2 separate regions of the Homo sapiens genome follow, and region 1 is linked to region 2. The links are chromatin contacts, found by Hi-C or POLR2A ChIA-PET in ENCODE. All regions are on one chromosome and are shown on one strand. Each heading gives the region's core, a stretch centred on a gene start or an enhancer-like site at or near the end of the contact. The rest is flanking DNA. Distances are from core to core; before and after follow the strand shown. Region 1 holds the start of SMKR1 (small lysine rich protein 1). Region 2 holds the start of FLNC-AS1 (FLNC antisense RNA 1).

Region 1 (2,979 bases), core at 233-2,732, 640 kb before region 2:
CTACTAAAAATACAGAGATTAGCCAGGCATGGTGATGCCTGCCTACGGTCCGAGCTACTTGGGAGGCTGAGGCGGGAGGATCACTTGAGCCTCAGAGATGGAGGCTGCAGTCAGCTGTGATCACACCACTGTACTCCAGCCTGTGTGACAAAGTAAGACCCTGTCAAAAAAAAAAAAAAAAAAGGTAATAGCTCTTTACCTTTAATAGCTCATGGAATGACTCTCAAACCAAGAAATTTTTACTTAATCCTTTTACACGAAACAAACTGGAAAGAACACAGAAACTTAATGATTTCTACACTAGAGTCTAATGAGGAATAAGGCTTTCCAAGGAAAAACAGGCAAAGCACCAGAGGTGAGGTGCAAAGGGCTGTGGGCGCTGAAGGAGCGATGGGGAAGCAGGAGGCAGGGTCCTTCTGATCCAAGCCTCAAAGAAAACGGATCAAGACAGGGAAGGCGCAAGGGGCTTCCAGAAGAACGCGGGTTTAGTGTGGGATGCAGGGTTTTTGTTCGTTTTGTTTGTTGTTGTTTAGCAGAGAAGATATGGCAGAGAAAGCTCGAGGTTGAGGCCCCTTTAGCAAGGGCTCTGTGCGCCCAGCTCAAGCGTGCAGTACTTAGTTTAGCAGACAATGATGCCTCCCTGAGGACTTGGGGCAGGGGCTGGAAGGTCACAGCCCTTCTGGAAAGAGCAGCGAGGGTTGGAAGGAGGTCGTAAGTGACTGGATGAGGGCTGAGAACAGGAATGCTGTTGACAGCAAGGTGGTGGTACCAGGCTCACTCTCTGCTTCCTGAGTCTGCAGAGCAGTGGAGAATCCCGCGCGGGCACCCAGGGTGGCTACGGCAGCTAACAGCTCGGACCCGTCACTGTGGGCATGGCCTGGCGCCCTGACGTGCCACACCACGGTGCCACCCTCCCTTTATTTTCCACATCAACCGTCTGGGTGTGGGGGCTGCTCAACAGGACCACGACCTAAAACCTGGAAAGACGGCTGGCCTGACTCCGCGGCTGCTGCGCCCCCAGCAGGCGCGGACCGCCGGGCACCCCTTGTCCCTCCATCTTTTCGCCACGCGTTGAGGTCGACCCCAGGGAGAGGCGGTGACCTCGGCGCCCGCGCCTCTCCGGGACAGCCTGGGGCTCCACGGCGCGCGCCCTGGCCCCGGGTACTTTAGGGAGACGGGGATTACCATGGCGATTCTCAGCCGAGCAGGCAGGCGTGGTGGACTCTCCCGATCCCGAAGCCCTTAGCATCCACCGGGGCCGCTGCCCCCAGCGCCCGTTCCCCTAGCACCCCCGGCCCCTTCTCGGCCCTCCTCAGGGAACCGCCACGGGCCCAGCCTCACTACGCCTCCCCGCCACGCCTCGCTGGGAGGAGCGCGGCCGGCTCGGGAGGCAGCCAGCCGCGGAGCCGCCTGGACGCGAGGCACCTGCTTGCCCCACGCGGCACCTAGGCCGCCGCAGCTGTGGGCGCTGGGCCGGCGTGCGCCTCGGGGGCGGGGCCGCGCGCACAATCACCGGGCGTGGGGCAGGGCCTCGCCGTGGTTACCGTTGCCAGGGCAAAGCGGCAGCGCGCGGAGGGTGAGCGGAGCGGGGTTCCGGGCTTGCGCGCGCGGGATGGGCCGTCACCTAGTACGAGGCCGACCGCGGCCTCCAGCGCCCGGAAACCCAGTTCGGCGCTTTAGCGTCTGGGTTTGGGCTGCCGGAGCGGCGGGCGCGGGGCGAGGGGGCGGGCGCGGGGCGAGGGGGCGGGCGCGGGGCGAGGGGGCGGGCGCGGGCGGCGCTCCCACTGGGGTGGCACTGGGGTGAGAGCGCAGGCTAGGCCCGCTCACTCGGCCAACCTGGGAGAGATCATCGGAGAAGCTCTTTTGGGAAACGAGCATAAGGACTGTGACGGTGAAGGGAGAATATCATGGGAAATGTTTGCAAAAGAGCCGGATAAAGAGAGTAAGGGCCCGAGAGACTAAAGGGGTGGGGAGGGAGTTCATGTGCAGGTAGGATTGGGCGAGAAAGGTACAGTAGGTACAGTTTTGCCTCCAACCTTGCCAGTTCCAGCCTCCCTCCCTGCAGGTGAAGTCTACACTTCGGGTGGTACGACTCATTCTTTTTTATGACTGGTCATTCCTTTTTTTTTTTTTTGAGACCGAGTCTCTCTCTGTCGCCCAGGTTGGAGTGCAGTGGCGCCATCTCGGTTCACTGCAACCTCCGCCTCCCAAGTTTAAACCATTCTCCTGCCTCAGCCTCTTGAGTAGCTGGGATTACAGATGCGTACCACTATGCCCGGCTAATTTTTGTATTTTTAGTAGAGATGGGGTTTCGCCATGTTGGTCACGCTGGTCTCGAACTTCTGACCTCAGGTGATCTGCCCGCCTCAGCCTCCCAAAGTGCTGGGATTACAGACGTGAGCCACTGCCCGGCCTATCATTCCTTTTTATTCAACAGTTATTGAGCATCTGCCACGTGCCTGACACTCTTCCAGGCCCTGGAAATTGAGCTCTGAATGAGGCAAAGTCCTTGTTCTTTTAAGGGGTGATTTGGGGGAGGTGGTCGTGGCTGAAATGGAGGGCCTGGCAGACATTAAAAGTGATAGGGACAGTATGGCATATTGCATTAAATTGATGTGACCACTGGGTGCTCTTTTAGATTGGTGACTGGGGAAGGCCTCTCTGAGGAGGTGACGTTAAAACAGATCTGGATGACAAGGAGCAGTCAATTATGCCAAAATTAGGGACAGGGGGAGGAGGCTAGACCAAGAAGCAGGAGTAGGGTCCTGGAAGGCTCTGCAAGGATGTGGTGTTTTGTTTGCTTTCTCTTGAAAGACAAACTGGCTTCCAAAGAGGACTGTTTATGTTCTAGGTTCTCTTACATATGCTTTCCCTAATCCTTCATTAACAGAGCAAACCCAACTTCCAGCTACTTTTAATATGTCTGTGAGTTTTTCTTATGAGTCCATATGCCCTGGATATGGCAAATTCTCCTGCCCT
Region 2 (2,774 bases), core at 33-2,532:
TTACCAGACAGCTTAGAGAATGGCAGATAACAGCCTCCCAGGTCAGGGACTACCTAATACACCAGGCAGCAGGAACCAGTCTCAGCCAGCAGCCCTGGGCTGGACTGTTTGGGGGAAACAGGTGAGTGGTTTATTCCTGAGACTTGGTACAGGGGCCCTGGAGAAGGGGTGAGGAATAAAATAGGAGGCTGGTATCCTTAATTCCAGTCACCAGGACCCCTGGTGGATTAAAAGCATGCCTGCACCCACACTCTGACCTAAGGCAGGCAGTGAGGGCTTGAGTGCAAGGTCTTAGCAGAAGGCTCTCACAGTCCCGACATTTCTGCCTACTGTGCTCAAGACTACAAGGAAATTCCGAGGCCGCCTGAGGAGACCTGCCAAGAGTGTGTACCTGGCTTACCGGAGGCAGAAAGGGTTGAGATTGGGTTCAAATTCTAGCTCTGCCTCTGCCGACTCGTAACTTTAGTGTGTGCCTTACCCTCTCCGAGCTTTAGTTTTCTCACCTGTGAGTAGGACAAAAATCATCCCTGCCTTACGGGACGATGGTGAGCCTCTAAAGGAGGAGAAAGCAGAACAAAGTCCAAGCCCACTGTCTAGGCTGTCACGAGCTCTGTTCCCCTTCTTTCATGACACACGATCATGTGAGGTGGGGGGGCTCGTGGACCTGATACAGCTTCTGTCCCACCGAGCCCCAAACGGGGACTTGGGGCGCGGAGGCCTCCGCTCCGGAAGGGCGGAAGGACTTTCAGGATCGTCCCCTCACCCCCGTCCGGGCAGCCTCCAGCCTCGCCCCGCACTCCACCGAGCAGCAGAAGGGCCCGTTCAGGCCTCGCGCGGTACCGTACCGGAAAGTGTCTTCGATCTCATTGATGGTTGTATCCTTCTCCACCACCAGGAAATTGGGATGGCGGTTCTTGTTAAGCTCCCCTATGCCGCCCAGCAGGAAACCAGTCACCGTGTCCTCGTCTCCGATCACTGCGATGAGCTTACCCCTCCCCGCCATCCCTGCAGCCGGGCAGAGCTCACCCTAGAGCACCAGAAGCCACTGAAACCCCGCCTCCGCCGTACGGCGCCCCGTCGGCCTCAACCCCCACCCTTCGAGCATGCGCAGTCCTCCCAGCCGCATTCCGGGACATGCGCATTAACAGCAACACGGCCTCCATGTGAATACGCCTGCGCCGTAAAGACAGGCCCGAACCAGGGGACTACGATTCCCAGAAGACCGCGCGGCACCACGTCCTTCGCGGGCATTCATTCGTTCATTCACTCGTTCCTTGGTTCATTCGTTCAACAAGCGCTTTGGACCTGACGCTGTTAGACGCCGAGACCCCAGAGAAGAGACGCAGTTACTCATCTCAAGGGCAGGGTCTGGGTCTTTATCGTGTATGTATGTGTGTAACTATGACACATAGTTAACAAGTAACACACGTTTGTTCAGTTAAAGGAATGCAAAAGTTAATGATGATACTGCCTAGTGAGGTGGAAAGTCAAGGGAACAGGCGACTACAAAGCTGTGTGTTAATGGTTAGAATGTGAAAAGTATATGGAAGCACACATCCATGGTAACTAACCCATGGAGAGAGGGGGCGTCCAAAGAACCCTTCCCCAAGAAGCTTGCTTCAGATCTAAGCTGAGACCTGAAGGACCTGCAGGATGAAGGGGATAGAAGTGAGGACAAGACGGTGTTCTAGGCAGAGGAACAGCATGTGCAAAGGCGTACTGACTAGAGAGCGTAGGGCCTTCAAGGAAAGTTAAATAATTGGTAAGGCCAGGCATGGTGGCTCACGCCACACCTGTAATCCCAGCACTTTGGGAGGCTGAGGCAGGTGGATCACCTGAGGTCAGGAGTTTGAGACCAGCCTGGCCAACATGGCGAAAACCCGTCTCTACTAAAAACACAAAAAATTAGCCGGGCGTGGTTGTGGGCGCCTGTAGTCCCAGCTACTCGAGAGGCTGAGGCAGGAGAATTGCTTCAACCCGGGAAGCGGAGGTTGCAGTGAGCCGAGATTGTGCCATTGCACTCCAGCCTGGGTGACAGAGCGAGACTCTGTCTCAAAAAAAAAAAAAAAAAAAAAAAAAAAAAATTAGCCAGGCGTGGTGGTGCACACTTATAGTTCCAGGTACTCGAGAAGCTGAGGCAGCAGGGCTTACTCAGGAGTTCAAGGTTACAGTGAGCTATGATCACGGCACTGCACTTAAACCTGAGCAGCAGAGCGAGACCCTGTCTAAAAAAAAAAAAAAAGGATCTGCAGGCTGGGCGCGGTGGCTCACGCCTGTAATCCCAGCACTTTGGGAGGCTGAGGCGGGTAGATCACCTGAAGTCAGGAGTTTGAGACCAGTCTGGCCAACATGGTGAAATCCCATCTCCACTAAAAATACAAAAAAAATTAGCCCAGTGAGGTGGTGTGTGCCTGTAGTCCCAGCTACTCGGGAGGCTGAGGCAGGACAATTGCTTGAACCCGGGCAAGGGAGGTTGCAGTGAGCTGAGATGGCGCCACTGCACTCCAGCCTAGGTGACAGAGTGAGACTCTGTCTAAAAAAAAAAAAAAAAAAAAAAAAAGATCTGGAAGTTATCCTGAGGACAGTTATCCTGAAGCTGCTGAGGGATTTCAAGTAAGAGAGTGCTATCGCCAAACTTACGTTTTAGAGCTGTCACTCACTGTTGACTGTGCTGTGTGCAGAGGCGAAACTGAGGGAGGAGAAACCAAATTGGGAGGCCACTGTGAGAGATAATGGTGGCCAGGACTCAGGTGGTGATAATGGGAAACGCAGAG

Evidence for each region. A loop is a pair of places that touch in the nucleus more often than their neighbours do. ChIA-PET counts read pairs that join two places held with the same protein, here RNA polymerase II (POLR2A). Pooled maps may share reads with other maps.
Region 1: a loop to region 2 is called in a map of B cell, with 20 times the contacts of the local background. The contact joins the promoter of SMKR1 here to the promoter of FLNC-AS1 in region 2. A Hi-C loop is called at or near these places in 2 of 168 maps with a recorded cell type or tissue (B cell and naive thymus-derived CD4-positive, alpha-beta T cell) and 6 of 50 pooled maps. POLR2A ChIA-PET finds 5 or more read pairs at or near these places in 1 of 52 experiments (activated naive CD8-positive, alpha-beta T cell).

Annotation. Positions count from the first base shown.
Region 1 is chr7:129,501,034-129,504,012 of GRCh38, reverse strand. It overlaps SMKR1 (small lysine rich protein 1), which reads right to left and starts at 1,482. Exons shown (of 2, transcript NM_001195243.2): 1 at 1,186-1,482. The coding sequence starts at 1,188. RefSeq lists silencers at 1,334-1,673, 1,734-1,783.
Region 2 is chr7:128,861,134-128,863,907 of GRCh38, reverse strand. It overlaps FLNC-AS1 (FLNC antisense RNA 1), which reads left to right and starts at 1,282. Exons shown (of 4, transcript NR_149055.1): 1 at 1,282-1,383. ATP6V1F (ATPase H+ transporting V1 subunit F) reads right to left here and starts at 1,052. Exons shown (of 2, transcript NM_004231.4): 1 at 846-1,052. The coding sequence starts at 1,003. RefSeq lists enhancers at 759-1,248, 1,329-1,438.